3 separate regions of the Homo sapiens genome follow, and all the other regions are linked to region 1. Evidence: chromatin loops called from intact Hi-C (ENCODE). Cell type or tissue: mammary epithelial cell. All regions are shown on one strand. Region 1 has its middle 68 kb from the start of KCNQ5. Region 2 has its middle 200 kb from the start of KCNQ5. Region 3 has its middle 210 kb from the start of KCNQ5.

Evidence for each region. Peaks named below come from ENCODE experiments on the same cell type or tissue, not always from the same donor. Only the 100,000 strongest peaks of a DNase experiment are listed, where the experiment ranks them.
Region 2: a loop joins it to region 1, with 5 times the contacts of the local background. A loop is called at or near these places in 4 of 110 quality-filtered maps.
Region 3: it touches region 1 in a loop (4-fold over the local background); 4 of 110 quality-filtered maps call a loop at or near these places.

Annotation. Positions count from the first base shown.
Region 1 is chr6:72,551,752-72,556,751 of GRCh38, forward strand. No RefSeq gene overlaps it. Among named protein-coding and RNA genes, the nearest start is that of KCNQ5, 68 kb to the right of the region's middle. In mammary epithelial cell, no CTCF peak of the experiment used is centred here; DNase peaks (open chromatin) are centred at 1,920 and 2,520; H3K27ac peaks cover 3,420 bases.
Region 2 is chr6:72,422,849-72,427,848 of GRCh38, forward strand. No RefSeq gene overlaps it. Among named protein-coding and RNA genes, the nearest start is that of KCNQ5, 200 kb to the right of the region's middle. In mammary epithelial cell, no CTCF peak of the experiment used is centred here; DNase peaks (open chromatin) are centred at 1,853 and 2,673; H3K27ac peaks cover 2,380 bases.
Region 3 is chr6:72,409,584-72,414,583 of GRCh38, forward strand. No RefSeq gene overlaps it. Among named protein-coding and RNA genes, the nearest start is that of KCNQ5, 210 kb to the right of the region's middle. In mammary epithelial cell, a CTCF peak has its summit at 2,789 (motif pointing right); a DNase peak (open chromatin) is centred at 2,798.

The DNA of each region.
Region 1 (5,000 bases):
AAGCAGACCACCTGTGTACACAAAACACCTGGGTATAAAGACTGAAGTCTCCTATTATTGATTCAAAACATGAATATCAATGGCAGAATTCTGGAATATTATCAGATAATATTCTCAAAGGTGCTAATAAACTAAAAACTTCACACAGTGCCCTGTAGATGTTGCTTCAATTTCTCTTCAGGTTTTCTTCTTTTCATTCCTTTATATGCAAAGTTGCTGGATTTAGCAAATAAAAGAGCAAGATGCCCATAACATTTGAATTTCAGATAAATAAAGAATTTTTTAGTATAAGTATGTCCCATGTAATATGTGGGACACAGTTATACTAGAAAATTCTTTGTCATTTATCTGAATTTTAGTCATAACTGGGCATTCTGTGTTTTGTGCTTTTTGTTTGTTTGTTTGTTTTTTGTTTTACTGAGATGGAGTTTTGCTCTTGTTGCCTAGGCTGGAGTGCAATGGCATGATCTTGGCTCACAGCAACCTCCGCCTCCTGGGTTCATGCAATTCTCCTGCCTTAGCCTCCTGAGTAGCTGGGATTATAGGCATGTGCCACCACACCTGGCTAATTATTATTATTATTATTATTATTATTATTTTTAGTAAAGGCAGGGCTTCTCCATATTGGTCAGGCTGGTCTCGAACTCCCGACCTCAGGTGATCTGATCTGCCAGCCTTGGCCTCCCAAAGTGCTGGGATTACAGGTGTGAGCCACCGAGCCCGGCGTTTTTTTTTCCTTTTTGAGGCAGAGTCTTGCTCTGTTGCCCAAACTGGAGTGAAGAGGCATGATCTCGGCTCACTGCAGCCTCCGCCTCTCAGGTTCATGCTTCAGCCTCCCTAGTAGCTAGGACTACAGGTGTGCACCACCATGCCCACCTAAATTTTTGTATTTTTAGTAGAAACAGGTTTTCACCATGTTGCCCAGGCTGGTCTCGAACTTCTGAGCTCAGGCAGTCTGCCCTCCTTGGCCTCTCAGTGTGCTAGGATTACAGGCGTAAGCCACCACACCCGGCCGGGCACTCTGTATTTTACCTGGCAACTCTAGTTATATGCAAATACCTTGGACTATCTCTAAAGATAATCTGGTCTTTGTATGAGTTAACAGATGATTTTTATATATTTGGAGGGGAGAGATATTCAGTTAGTAACCATTCTATAAACTTTACCTCAAGACCTGACATGGAAATTTACCAGACTTGGTTTACCGGGTGGTCCACTGCTAGGAAAACATTTTCTAAAATGGCCAGAAAGCAAATATTTTAGGTGTTTTAGGTCGTGTAGTCTCTGTCACAACTATTCAACTCTTCCTTTGTCATGTGAAAGCAGCCACAGATAGTGTATACATAGGTGGGTGTGGCTATGTTGCAATGAAAGCTTATTTACAGAAACAGCTGTCAGGTTGGATTTGGCACACAGTTTTCCAACCCGTGGCACAATTGAACTGGCACATAGATGACATTCCAGTGTCATTACATGTAACTTATTGGAAAATCAGTCCGACATATTGGATATAACTGGACTCTTCAAAATTATAAAAATAGCAAGGTCATGAAGAGAAATGGAATAAAGCTTTTGCACAAATACTCTGCTGTATCCCTCTGCCACAGTAAGTAGATGAGAATGAACATAGGCTCATTTGGGTTTAAAACATTAATTGGAACTAATTAAATTTTGCACATTGTACTATTTCATAGTTGGTAATACAAAGAGACACTGTTATTCAGCCAAATTATAACTTTTTTGAAAAATTAATGAAAATATTTAAAATTTAAAATGGTGTTGGGGGCTGGCAACTCAGAGATGGAAAATTTAAACGAGATGAATAACACTGAAGAAGGCAAGTAAAAAGGCATCTCGTTACACAAGGGCAGCTGAAAGGCAGACAAATAACAGGATACGGCTGGTAGGATAAATAGAAGGAGACAAGTCTTGAGTAGTTTCCATGACTCATTGCTGAGCCACAGTAACCAGAGAGGCACAGAGACTGATTCAAAATGCATACAGGAAAAGTGAATATGGCATGCAGAAAGAGGAATAAAAAGAGCCAAGAACCAAGAAAGGATGAAATGGAATGATGTCTTAGAGAGATAACTTCCCTGGAGAGACTTCTGGAAAATAGAGACACAGAAATTGGTTTTGTTTATGATCTCTTGCCAGCAGCTTCTTGTTTACAATACAAGGGTTAAGTCAAAGATGACAGGTGTACCTGACAATGACAGGAAAGCATTTTTACAGCAAGAGTGTTTTGCTGTCCTAAGGGTTTAGTCTAATAGAAAGAACTCAGGCATATATTTAAAATCAATCATGTGTCTGACAGCCAACGATGCATTTCAGATAATCCATTGGGACAAATGTTTCACTTGCTAAATTTGAGACACACATAAGAGATGCAAAAGCAAATTGAGCGGAAAAAAAAGTCACTTTATTTAATAAGTTTCTTTTTCCCTTTCCATTCATCATCAAAGCCAGAATAAACCTGACACAACGGAAATGACTAAAATGAAGTAAAAAGGTAGTTGTCATTGAATAGTTATCCCCATGGCAATAGGAATAGACTGTGAACACCAAAGAATGAAAGGAATGAATGAATAATGAATGAATAAACACAATATGTATTTTGAGAACTCGGAATCAATCTGATGGTTTTGGGATGTGCCAGAAAAGATACACAAGAGTCATGATATCAGAAATGACCAACATTCTGGCTTTGCTAGAATTTGCTAATTTGTGAGATAAAATTCTTCCCATGTTAGAAGGCAAATTTAGAGGAAATAGCCCAAGATAGCTTTAGCTTTAGCTGCTGCTTTGTTATTATCATGAAAATAGTAGCTGAACTACTCTTAAGATGAGAATTTATACACTGTGATCAAAATAACTTTAAAAAATATCTCCAGCTCCTGTGTGATTCTTTTTGCATATGTCACACTAAAATGTATAAGAAAGTCTTTATTCTGATGAAGTCACTAGATATCATCAAAGGAAAAATTTATCTTGCTGGAGGCATAATAAAAACCTTTATTGAGCACTTCCTAAGTGTCAGGCATGGTGGTGAGTGCTTTGATAGTAGTTTCACAACAACCCTGGGAAGAAGATATTATTAATATCTCTATTTTTATATGGAAAAAACTGAAGCCCAGAAAGGTTAAGTAACTTGCTAAGGAACGCAGCTGAGAATTGGCAGTGCAGGGATTCTACTGCAGGCTGCCTCACCCCAAAGTCTAGGTCTGGATCACAACTCTACATTGTAAGGTTTTCTGCATGCCTGGACTGAAATATTTGGTAATTCACTACCCATGACAACAGTGCCCCCCCTAGACCTCTTTAATTGGCTTTGGTCGTGCAAGAGTCCTTTAAGAGAACTTTCCCGTTCTGGGTTATAAACACTGCCTACCTCTTAACTCATGATGCTGGTTCGTGGCCAGAAAGGTGATTTTAGTGGGTCATCTACCACTACACTGATTTCTAGAGTTGATTCTGTTGTTTTACTGGCTAGGCAGGTGTGTCCTTTCTCCCTCTCTTCAGTCGGCAAGCAGCCCTCCAGAGGCCCATTCTTTGGTCATGGATATTCATAGAAGGCATTCAAGTTTCCTGATTGAATTAATCATAGTGTGATTGACCACTCAGGGCGGTTCTCTCCAATGTATGGTCCTGAAAACTGCAAAGTAGCAACACCTGAGAGCTTGCTAGAAAGGCAGCTTCTCAGGCCCCACCCCAGACATACAATATCAGTGTCTTTGGAGTGGGGGGCCTAGAAATCTGCATTTTATCAAAATCCCAAAGCAAGTTGCAAATATATTAAAGTTTGAGAGGCATCAACTTAGGGGACTCCCTATGACTATCACTTTTCCTCATATTTAGAAGATTCATAGCTCTGTATATGGGGAGTCTTTCGGACCCATAATCAGTTCCCTGCGGAGCCCAGGGCAGCTACTCCCAATCTCAGCTGACTAGAGATTCCCTGGCTAGAGATAGTAGATGTTGAATGTAGCCACATGTGAAAATTCTTCCTAAGTTGTTTTCATAGAATTGCAAATTGTATGTTTTTATGGAGCCCTAGTTCTCCTCAAATTCCCAAAGAAATCAATGACACCAAAAGCTTCCCCCTGGGATGCTCCTCGTTACTCCTTGTCTTTGGTATACTTCACTGCATAAAAGAGCTCAAAGCTGAGACAAAAAAAAAAAAGTCTACATAGAATTCTGTTCAATTTAAGATGATGGAAATCATGGCAGCTGAAAGTGAAAGTTAAGTAATAAATTTGTGATAGAGAAACACCACTCCTGCACTTTATTCCTGACTGACTCGGCAATCACCTTTTCCTGAATGTTTATTTAATATTTAAGAGTTTAATTTTGATGAACTGCTTAGTGCCAGAGTCCTATCCTGCCAAGCAAGAGTTTTATAGTCTACTTGAAGGGCTGCCATGAGTGCATAAATTATACAAAATTAATAAAAACAAAATAAGAAGTTGCAAACAAAATCACCAATTATTTACATTTACAAGCGGGACAAAACTCTATATAAATAGAACCTGGCAATCTTATTCATGAGCAAGCCACAACAAACAATCTATGATTTTTTTTCAAAAAAGCAAACTAAACTTGAGTTTCAATCATCCAGAAACAGAGGGCCTCAGTGCAGATTGCAAGCAAATCAAATGGCTGAAATTTCTTTTGTGAAAGTGGTTAGTATAGATTTCCTTTAAATTTAAAATTAATTTTCTTCCCATTTCTTAATCTTGTAATAAAGATTTACCCCCACCTGTTTCCACATCTCACTTCCTCCTTGTCTATCTCTGTATCTGTCACCCTATCCTTGAAGTTTTTGCAACTCTCTCCTTGTGATCACACAACTTATTTTAGATCTGGCCAGAGTTTCTTCATAAGCCTTCAATCTGGACTCCTAACACCCAGAATTTAAATTCATTTTGCATCCTGGACAAAGTAGGAATGAGAGACTTGTAAAGACAGACATAACATGAAGGCAGATGCCAAACAATAGT
Region 2 (5,000 bases), 130 kb before region 1:
TTTTTTTTAGGAATGAGCTCAATGAACAAAAAATAGCATAGATTCCAAATCTCTCAACCCTCAAAACAGTTTTCTTCTGGAATTTATCACTTTTTCAACTACTAAGTGAATGCTCCATTGTGGCAGGTTATAAACAGTGTGACATGCTGAAGCCAGTTTATAAGAGCTGTTGGTGTACGTCTCTTCCTGTGAGGCTTACATAGAACATTTATAGTTATATCAGGTTATTTTTATGGTTATAACAGATTATTTTAAGCTAATAACAATTATGATCACATACAAAACCTTTACATTTTTGCTCCCCCTGCATATTTTATGTTTTTATGTCGTAATTCACATCTTTTTATATTGTTCCCCTAACAAATTATTGTGGTTATGATTACTTTTAATAGCTTTGTCTTTTGACTTTTATGTTAGAAATATGTGACTTACACACTACCGTTACAGTATTAGAGCATTCTGATTTTGACCATATATTTACCTTTACCATTGGGTTTTTAAATTTCATATGTCTTCATGTTGTTAATTAGCATGCTTTCATTCCAACATGAAGAACCTTTATCATTTCTTGTAAGGTATGTCCAGTGGTAATGACCTCCCCAACATTTGTCTGCCTGGGCATGTCTTTAGCTCTTCATTTCTGAGTACAGCTTTGCCAGGCATAGTCTTGTTGGTTGGCATTACTTTTTTTCTGCCCTTTGAACATATCATCCCTACTCTCTCCTGGCTAGCAAGGTTTCTGTTGAAAAATTTCTGATAGGCTTATAAGGGTTTCCTTACATGTGACAAGTCTCTTGTCTATTGCTGTTTTCAAGAGTCTCTCTTTGTCTTTGACTTGTGACTAATTGATTATAATGTGCCTTGGAGTATTCCTTCTTTGTATTGATCTTGCTTGGGCTTCCTTAATCTTTCATTAATCTTGTGTTGATCTTTTAGGCTTCGTTAATCTGAATATCCATATCCCTCCCAACTCACATTAATAGCATGAAATCACCCATGGTGTGATTACTTACACCACAGAAACTGGCAAATGTTATAAATCAGGGATTTTTATTCCAAAAAATAGTTGTTAAAAACTTACCAGCACATCATGAGTTAAGGTAGAATGAGAAAAAAATAAGTAAACAAAACAAATGAAACTCTGAAAATTTTATCTAAATACGGCGAAAAGGTATAATTTGTAAAGAGGAATGACTTGATTCTCATTTCTCTTTGCGTAGCTCTCACTTATCTCCTTGCTCTTCCCATATATAAGAACAAACTTATGCACTGCAGTTTATCATCATAATTCCAGGTTTGATGCATTATATGAGGCAATATAGCATCTGATTTAAGAGCTTGGGCTCTGGATACAGAATTCTGGCTCTGCCACTTTCTAATTATTTTACCATGAGTAATTTCATCAAGCTTGAAAATCTCAGTTTTCTTATCAGAAAATGTGCATAAGAATAGCTCTTATTTTGTGGAGTTATCATGAGAAAGAAATAAAATAATTCCTGGCATATGGTGGGCACCCATCAAATATTTGTTATGTAAATGTATGAATGCCTGTAAAAGCATTTTGTCAATGTCTGGCATAAACCAAGTGCTTAATACATGTTAAATAACATAAAATTAATTTTGATAGCCTAGAATTACCATCAGTATTAGTTTATTTACTTCTTTAAACCTTTCCACATATATACCAGTCTCTCAAAGTGGTATAAGTCAGGATCTGTTTTTTGAAAATGTAACTAGTTACTCTCAGATGAAATAATACACATTTGTTTCTTCTCAAACAAAAGTCCATTCACTGCTCAAACAAGCTGGAGGAGAAGAAACTAGCTTGAGGATGGCAGACAAAAGTCGGTGTATCCACATGTGACAGCTTGCAGATTGTGGGCATGCTATGACATATTCCCAAATAATATTCATCAGCCATTTCTTCCAGGTCTACTGCTTTATATATATTGACCATATCATTTCTGAATATGCTCATTGTAACATCCATTTATATGTTTGAATTTTTAAATTTATCTGAATAATATAACTACTTTAGCCCTTACGATGTTCGGTTATCTTAGAGATTTAAAAAATAAATATAAAAAAAAGATTTAACTAAAGAATATAGCTCAGCTTAACATTGCATTATTTTTTGTTTAAGTATCTGTATATTTCTTTGAGTGCCTTTCTTATCTGGTATTAGGGGTAGATTTATGCCTCTCTGTTAAACTCATTGGAGAGATTAATGGTAGCAATAACAGTTACAGGAAATAGAGACAATAACAGCTATTTGCTTCGGCCAAAAAAAAGGAAAAATAGAAACATATTGCAAATTTAATGCACTGGTAGTCAGCTGTCGGAAGAAGCTATGCTTTCATATACCAGTGAGTACCTAGCAGCTTATAAATCATATTTAGGGACAGGCAGAACTTTCATAAGGAAAAGTAACCAGAATTAATGGAAGTCCACACAGAATTCTTTTCTGCTGATTCTCCACCACTACTTCCACTTACCATTTCTCCTTAATTCCCTGAAAATTCGTATGAATTCAAGTGTTGACAAATGAATTGCATGAGCAATTAACAGCCCATTCTGCAGGGAGATTTCAATTAGTAAGTCCAGGTCATCTCCTCAGTATGTTCTTCCCTCCCCTTTAGCAAGCCTGTGGGAAACTGTGACTTAAGTAATAAGAATGTGCTGAACATATGCTCAGAATTTTCTTGGAGTGGACACTACAAAAGTATGAAACATGATGCCTGCTCCCCAAAGTTCACAACCTACATAGAGAATAAAGATGTAGACACATGCCACAGTACTAAGCAATGTTGCGTTGTATATCCTTAAGAGCTAGTTACACACAATTCACCAATTAGTGAAGTAATCCAGATGGAAGCGAAATTGAGAGGCTAGTCCATCACAGTTGAGACAGGACTGAATTGGACTGTGGGGAAAAGCTAGTATTTCGATATTCCAGGGAAATTGAGGACTTAGGAATTGGGATGGAGGCAAAAGTGCCTGCCGATGGGAAGGCCAGCAGGGCTTCTGGAAGGCACTAAGGACAAGTTATTGGATCTAAATCTAGTCCTGATGAGGGTGAGCATATTCTGCAGAATAGTCCGTGTCTTCGTGGAGTTCATGTTTCATTTCCTCAGTAGGTACCTGATCTCTGTTGCTATTGAAATCACAGAGTATTGGCTTTTCTTATGACTTCCACGCACTTCCTACAATCTGGTTATAATGCATTTAAATCATTTTAACTTCTACTAGGTACAGGTTTCCAACAGACAAAGAATTAGCTAGAAATCTGATCCAGTAAACTTGCTATATTAAAATGCACCAATATTTTTCTTTTTTTTATTATTACACTTTAAGTTCTAGGGTACATGTGCACAACATGAAGGCTTATTACATATGTATACATGTGCCATGTTGGTGTACTGCACCCATTAACTAGTCATTTACATTAGGTATATCTCCTAATGCTAACCCTCCCCTCTCCCCTCACCCCACAACAGGCCCTTGTGTGTGATGTTCCCCTTCCTGTGTCCAAGCGTTCTCATTGTTCAGTTCCCACCTATGAGTGAGAACATGCGGTGTTTGGTTTTCTGTCCTTACAATAGTTTGCTGAGAATGATAGTTTCTGGCTTCATCCATGTCCCTACAAAGGACATGAACTCATCATTTTTTATGGCTGCATAATATTCCATGGTGTATATGTGCCACATTTTCTTAATCCAGTCTATCATTGATGGACATTTGGGTTGGTTCCAAGTCTTTGCTATTGTGAATAGTGCCGCAATGAACATACATGTGCGTGTGTCTTTATAGCAGCATGATTTATAATCCTTTGGGTATATACCTAGTAATGGGATGGCTGGGTCAAATGGTATTTCTAGTTCTAGATCCTTGAGGAATCACCACACTGTCTTACACAATGGTTGAACTAGTTTATAGTCCCACCAACAGTGTAAAACTGTTCCTATTTCTCCACATCCTCTCCAGCACCTGTTGTTTCCTTACTTTTTTTGTTTTGTTTTGTTTTTATTATACTTTAAGTTTTAGGGTACATGTGCACAATATGCAGGTTTGCTACATATGTATACATGTGCCATGTTGGTGTGCTGCACCCATTAACTCGTCATTTAACATTAGGTATATCTCCTAATGTTATCCCTCCCCGCTCCCCCCGACCCCACAACAGGCCCCAGTGTGTGATGTTCCCCTTCCTGTGTCCATGTGTTCTCATTGTTCAATTCCAACCTACGAGTGAGAACATGTGGTGTTTGGATTTTTGTCCTTGCAATAGTTTACTGAGAATGATGGTTTCCAGCTTCATCCATGTCCCTACAAAGGACATGAACTCATCATTTTTTATGGCTGCATAGCATTCCATGGTGTGTATGTACCACATTTTCTTAATCCAGTCTATCATTGTTGGACATTTGGGTTGGTTCCAAGTCTTTGCTATTGTGAATAGTGCCACAATAAACATACGTGTGCATGTGTCTTTATAGCAGCATGATTTAATGATCGCCATTCTAACTGGTGTGAGATGGTATCTCATTGTGGTTTTGATTTGCATTTCTCTGAAGGCCAGTGATGATAAGAACTTTTTCATGTGTCTGTTGGCTGCATAAATGTCTTCTTTTGAGAAGTGTCTGTTCATATCCTTCACCCAATTTTTGATGGGGTTGTTTGTATTTTTCTTGTAAATTTGTTTGAGTTCTTTGTAGATTCTGGATATTAGCCCTTTGTCAGATGAGTAGATTGCAAACATTTTCTCCCATTCTGTAGGTTGCCTGTTCACTCTGATGGTAATTTCTTTTGCTGTGCAGAAGTTCTTTAGTTTAATTAGATCCCATTTGTCAATTTTGGCTTTTGTTGTCATTGCTTTTAGTGTTTTAGACATGAAGTCCTTGCCCATGCCTATGTCCTGAATGGTATTGCCTAGGTTTTCTTCTAGGGTTTTTATGATTTTAGGTCTAACATTTAAGTCTTTAATCCATCTTCAATTAATT
Region 3 (5,000 bases), 140 kb before region 1:
TCCTGGCTTAGTGACGTCCCCACCACAAAGAGTGAGTTCTCAGGAGATCTGGTCCTTTAAAAGTGTGGGGCACCTCCCCCTGCCCTTGCTCCTGTTTTCCCCATACGAAGTACCAGCTCCCACTTTGCCTCCCACCATGAGTAAAAGCTCCCTGAGTCCTCCCAAGAAGCAAGCAGATGCCTGCACCATGCTGCCTGTACAGTCTGCCGAACCGTGAGCCAATTAAGTGTCTTTTCTTTATAAATTACCCAGTCTCAGGTATTTCTTTATAGGAATGCAAGAATGACCTAACACGGTATTATATCAAATATATTGTTTGATTTCTCAACCATGTACACTAAGGTGGAGACTTCTACACTGGAAGTATAATAATTGGGCTCAATAAAATTGCAAGTAACCAATATGAAGTGCTCTATGACACACAAATTAAAAAAAAAAACACTCCTATTTGAAGGTTTTTTTTCTAAATCATAGCAACAGTAAATTTTAAAATTACAAATTAATTTTGACTTTATAAATCCACCACCTGTATTTCTGGCAGTTAAACTATTGGAGTCCCCTTTTCCTTGGGGTTTTCTTATCCTTCTGAAAGCAGCTACAGGCTGAAGTAAAAGTATTTTCCAAGATGTTCTTTTGTAAATGTGTAACCCCCCGATGACATAAAGCAAAGTGTGCATGTTGAGTTTGGAAGGGTTGGAGATTTGAGAGCTAGAAGGGTAACAGAGGGGAAAATGTCTAGAAACAGTGGAGGGATAAAGGGCAACTTGGATCAATGGGGAATCCTGTCTCATTCCATAGTAGAGCAATAGCTCAACAATGGTCAGGCTATATCCTAAAGCCAGAGAAACAGTGGTCAGTCATGGTTCAATTTCACTTTTGTGCTCCAATGTTAGAACTAAGTTTTTCAAAAATTTATGACAGGTCACCAAGTTATAAAGGAAATGGTTTATGAGAGCTGGTTCCTGTACTGTAAAACAATTTCCACTTACTCTCCTCTCTCTCCCTGAATTTCATCATCTCCCAAGTGCCCCCCACCCCCAGGCTCTCTGCTTTTTGATTCTTCCATTCTGAAGAGGAGAAGGCAGATCTTCCCCTGCATTCTCTGCCAAGGACTCACCCCCTGCTCACTCATCTGCGTTCTGCCACCACAACTTCATAGGCAGCTAAGATCAGTGCTCAAATTTTAAAGTTGCAACCATTTACCTTGGGATCCTGTTAAAATACACATTCAATTTTAGAAGTCCAAGATGAGGCCTCAGATAATGCATCTCTAACACACTCCCAGGCAGGACCTATTATGTCATTTACGAGGTCTAGTACAAAATAAAAATCTGAGCCCGCATGTTAAAAAATTCTTAAGATTTTCAAGATAGCAACAGCAGAGCGTGAAGCCAAGAGCAGGCCTCCTGAGTGCGAGGGCTGGTGTGACTGCCCAGGACCCAGGCCTATGAAGCCGGTCCCACCTCCAAGTGATGCAGGGGTTGGAGGAGCTCAGTTTGCACAGAAAGATTGAATGCCCAGGCCTGGAAAGCAGAGCCTTGTGACGGGCCACACTTTCCACTGGCCTTTCTATCTACTAAGTAAAACCAGCAAAAACACTCATGATTTTTCAGTCTAGATCTCTGATTCATCGATTAAAATTGATAAGTTGGTGACCCTAGAGTAATGCTCCAGAAATGCACTTCTTTTTCTTTAAAACACTCTTGATGAAAGCTTTCCAATTATAAAGAATTAAGAAACATTCTTTGAGCCTTTCTTTAGACAATGATGGAAGAGGAAGGAGGCAGGACAAATGGGAAGGCCCCAGAACCTTCACTCTTGCTCTGAGCTTTGCTCTGTTTGACGATTTTATTGGGGGTAGGTGAAGGGGGATGTTGATGCGGGTCAGTCAGGCAAATTTCACTTTTGTGAAAAGATAGATGGAGACTAAGAAAGATAGATTCTCTCCCTCTCTCTCTCTTTTTTTTTTTTTTTTTTTTTTTTTGAGACAATATCTCGCTCCGTCACCCAAGCTAGAATGCAGTGGTACAATCATGGCTTACTGAAGCCCCAAACTTCTAGGCTCAGCCTCAGCCTCCTCGGTAGCCGGAACAAAAGGCATGCACCACCACACATGGCTAGTTTTTAAGTTTTTTTTAGAGATGGGGGTCGGACTATGTGGGCCAGCCTGGTCTCAAACTCCTGGCCTCAAGCAGTCTTCCTGCCTTGCCCTCCCAAAGGGCTGCGATTACAGGTGTGAGGCACCACACCAGGCCTGATTCTTTTACTCTAATAGCAACCACAAACCAAATATAACTCTGAGCTACATAAATCCTCTTTCCTAGGAAATCAGGCTATCAGAACCCTAGTTGTTGGAGAGTTAAACAAAGTTCTACCACTTTAGGGTTGGATTGCCTCTCAGTTCCAAAGGTAACAGGAAGCCCAGTGTCAGGGTATCACCTGGCCTCCTGCAATCCCAACCCTCCTCACCTTCCCACGCTGGACTCCTCCCTGTTAGCTGCCATTAGGGCATCAGATGGATAGGAAGTAGGAAAATAGGAAATTCAAAATAGTGTATCTAGTGGCATGTTCTCACCTCCTAGGAGGCTGTGAAATATTTGTGAATTTCCCCTGCTTTATTAACAGGCAAATAGCAGTTGTATTACCTGGTTCTTCTCAAAATTTAGTTTAAAAAGAAATCTCACTCTGCCACACTAGCATTTGGCTCAAAATTATGAACAAGGGTTTGTCTGCAGGCAGGGGCCTCAACCCTGCCCTCTGTTGGTGAGAGCTAGAACCTCATAAAATAAGCGGGTGTAGTGGCGCATCTCAGCCACAAGATGGCAGCAGTGCTTCGTGCAGGTCCGAGAAGACGCTGAATGCAGAGGGATCTTTTGAGAGTCAATGCTGATGCGCTAGCCTTCAGTAGGGAAAATTTAACTAGGACTGACTAAACCTTAAGGTTAAGGACTAATCTTGTGGGGCAACTGCCTTTTATATGGTGTAAAAATATCTGCTTGAGAATACAGTATAAGTATTTTATAATTATATGCATACTCAAATCTTTTTCATCTTTATCTCCACCAAGAATCAATCAAGAGGTTTTGTTTTGGTGAATGAATTCTGAGTTTTGACTCACCTCCCTTGAGATTATAGGTTCATTTCCAGTCCCCAGGTGTGTGTGGTCAGAGAATCTCTGTCGTTTCCACTTATGGAATAAAGTTGCCCTGTCCCTGGGACCAATGCCACCATGCTCAAGCACAGCCATGTGTGGACAGGCCACGCCAAGGCCAAGTACCCGGGACAGGGGGGCAGAGAGGAGGCATGAGCAGCAGGGAGAGAACTTCTCAAGGCTGGACCATGAGCCACCACTGGAAGGTGCGTAAGGGGCTGCGCACTCTTTCCGGGGGCTGCCACAACAAAGTACCCAAAGCTTGTGGCTTAAAACGACAAGAACTTCTTTTTAAAACAAGAACTTATTTTACCGTTCTGGAGGCCAGAAATCTGAAATCAAGGTGACAGCAGACCCACACTCCCTCCAAAGGCCTCAGGGAAGAATGCTTCCTGCCCACTCCCAGCTCCTGGAGCCTACTGGCACTCCTTGACTTGTGGCAGTAGAACTGCAGTCTCTACCTCCATCCTCACATGGCCTCCAGGTGCCCCCTCTCTTCTTTTTTGATCTCTTATAAGGACGTTTGTCATTGGACTTGGGGCCCACCCTAAGTCAAGGCCTTCTCATCTCAATATCCTTACCTTAATTATATCTGCAGTGACCTTTCTTCCAAATAAGATCACATTCAGATGTTCTGAGTGGACTTTTATTTTGGGATGGGGGTCATCATTCAACCCACTACAGGTGGGAGGTAGGAGATTCCTTGACACCACTCTAATTATTCTCACCATGATTATGGAATTTCAATCAATGTGGAGAAAAGCCAGTAAACATCAGGACAAAGCAGCAAAGTTCACCTGACTATGAATGTGGGAGCTTCTAGAGATGCATCATTGGCAAAGGCACCCTCTCTCCCCAGAGATGTCTCTTTGAACCCCTCTGTGGAATCTGTGAAATAACTCCCTAGTAACTTGAACCCACTAGGATTTACAGCATTTCAAAATGTGTGTGATTAATAACAATCTAATAACGACACTCTAATTTGTGTACAAATACCATAATATTAACAAAAATACTATAATACAAACATATTCTAATTCAATTAGTCTTTTGTGGTGAACAGGTATGAGCAATTGGATCTATAACCTCATAGTTAATGAGATTATATAACTATATACCATTGGGCAGAAAAAACTGTGATAATGCTACCTACCCTGCTTGCCTAAGAGAAATGTCTATCAAAGTGTTTTTAAATATATAAAACCCTCTAAGAATGAAAGGTGTGCTTTTCTTTCTCGTCCACTTCTGCAGCACATACAGGCGTGTGTGAGTATGTGTAAACAACAAACACTGAACCTGATCCCGTGCGACTCAAAGTCCAGTCCTCTGACCAGTAGCACCAGCAACAGCTGGGAGCTTGTCGGAAATACAGACCCTCAGGTCCCGCCCCGAACTGACTGAATCAGACTCTGCTGTTTAACAAAATCCCCGAGTGATTCATAGAGATACTAAAGTTTGAGAAGCCCTGCTCTAAATAATCTCGTTTGGTAAGTTTTATTCACTAAAATGGGAGTCCTAAATATTTTTCTCATAATTAGCTCCATAGGAAGCATCAGGTGTGAGCAGTGGTTGGCACAGGGAGAGAAAGAAGGCACTTTTACCCAGTATGTGGTCCTCCTTTGCTGACAATCCACCCTCCTTCCCCAGCAAACCAGATTATGAACCTCAGGAGCAGTGCCTGACTTAGACATCAGTTGGGTTCACCTTTTATGACTATGAAAGATCAATGGGGCTGCCCTGATTGAGGAAGAGTAAGTACTGTGATCTTGACTCTGGCCTTTTAATGTGGCATTTTCCAAGACAACTGAAAAAGTAACTGCAAGGGCGTGCCAGAAACATTGGTTTAAAA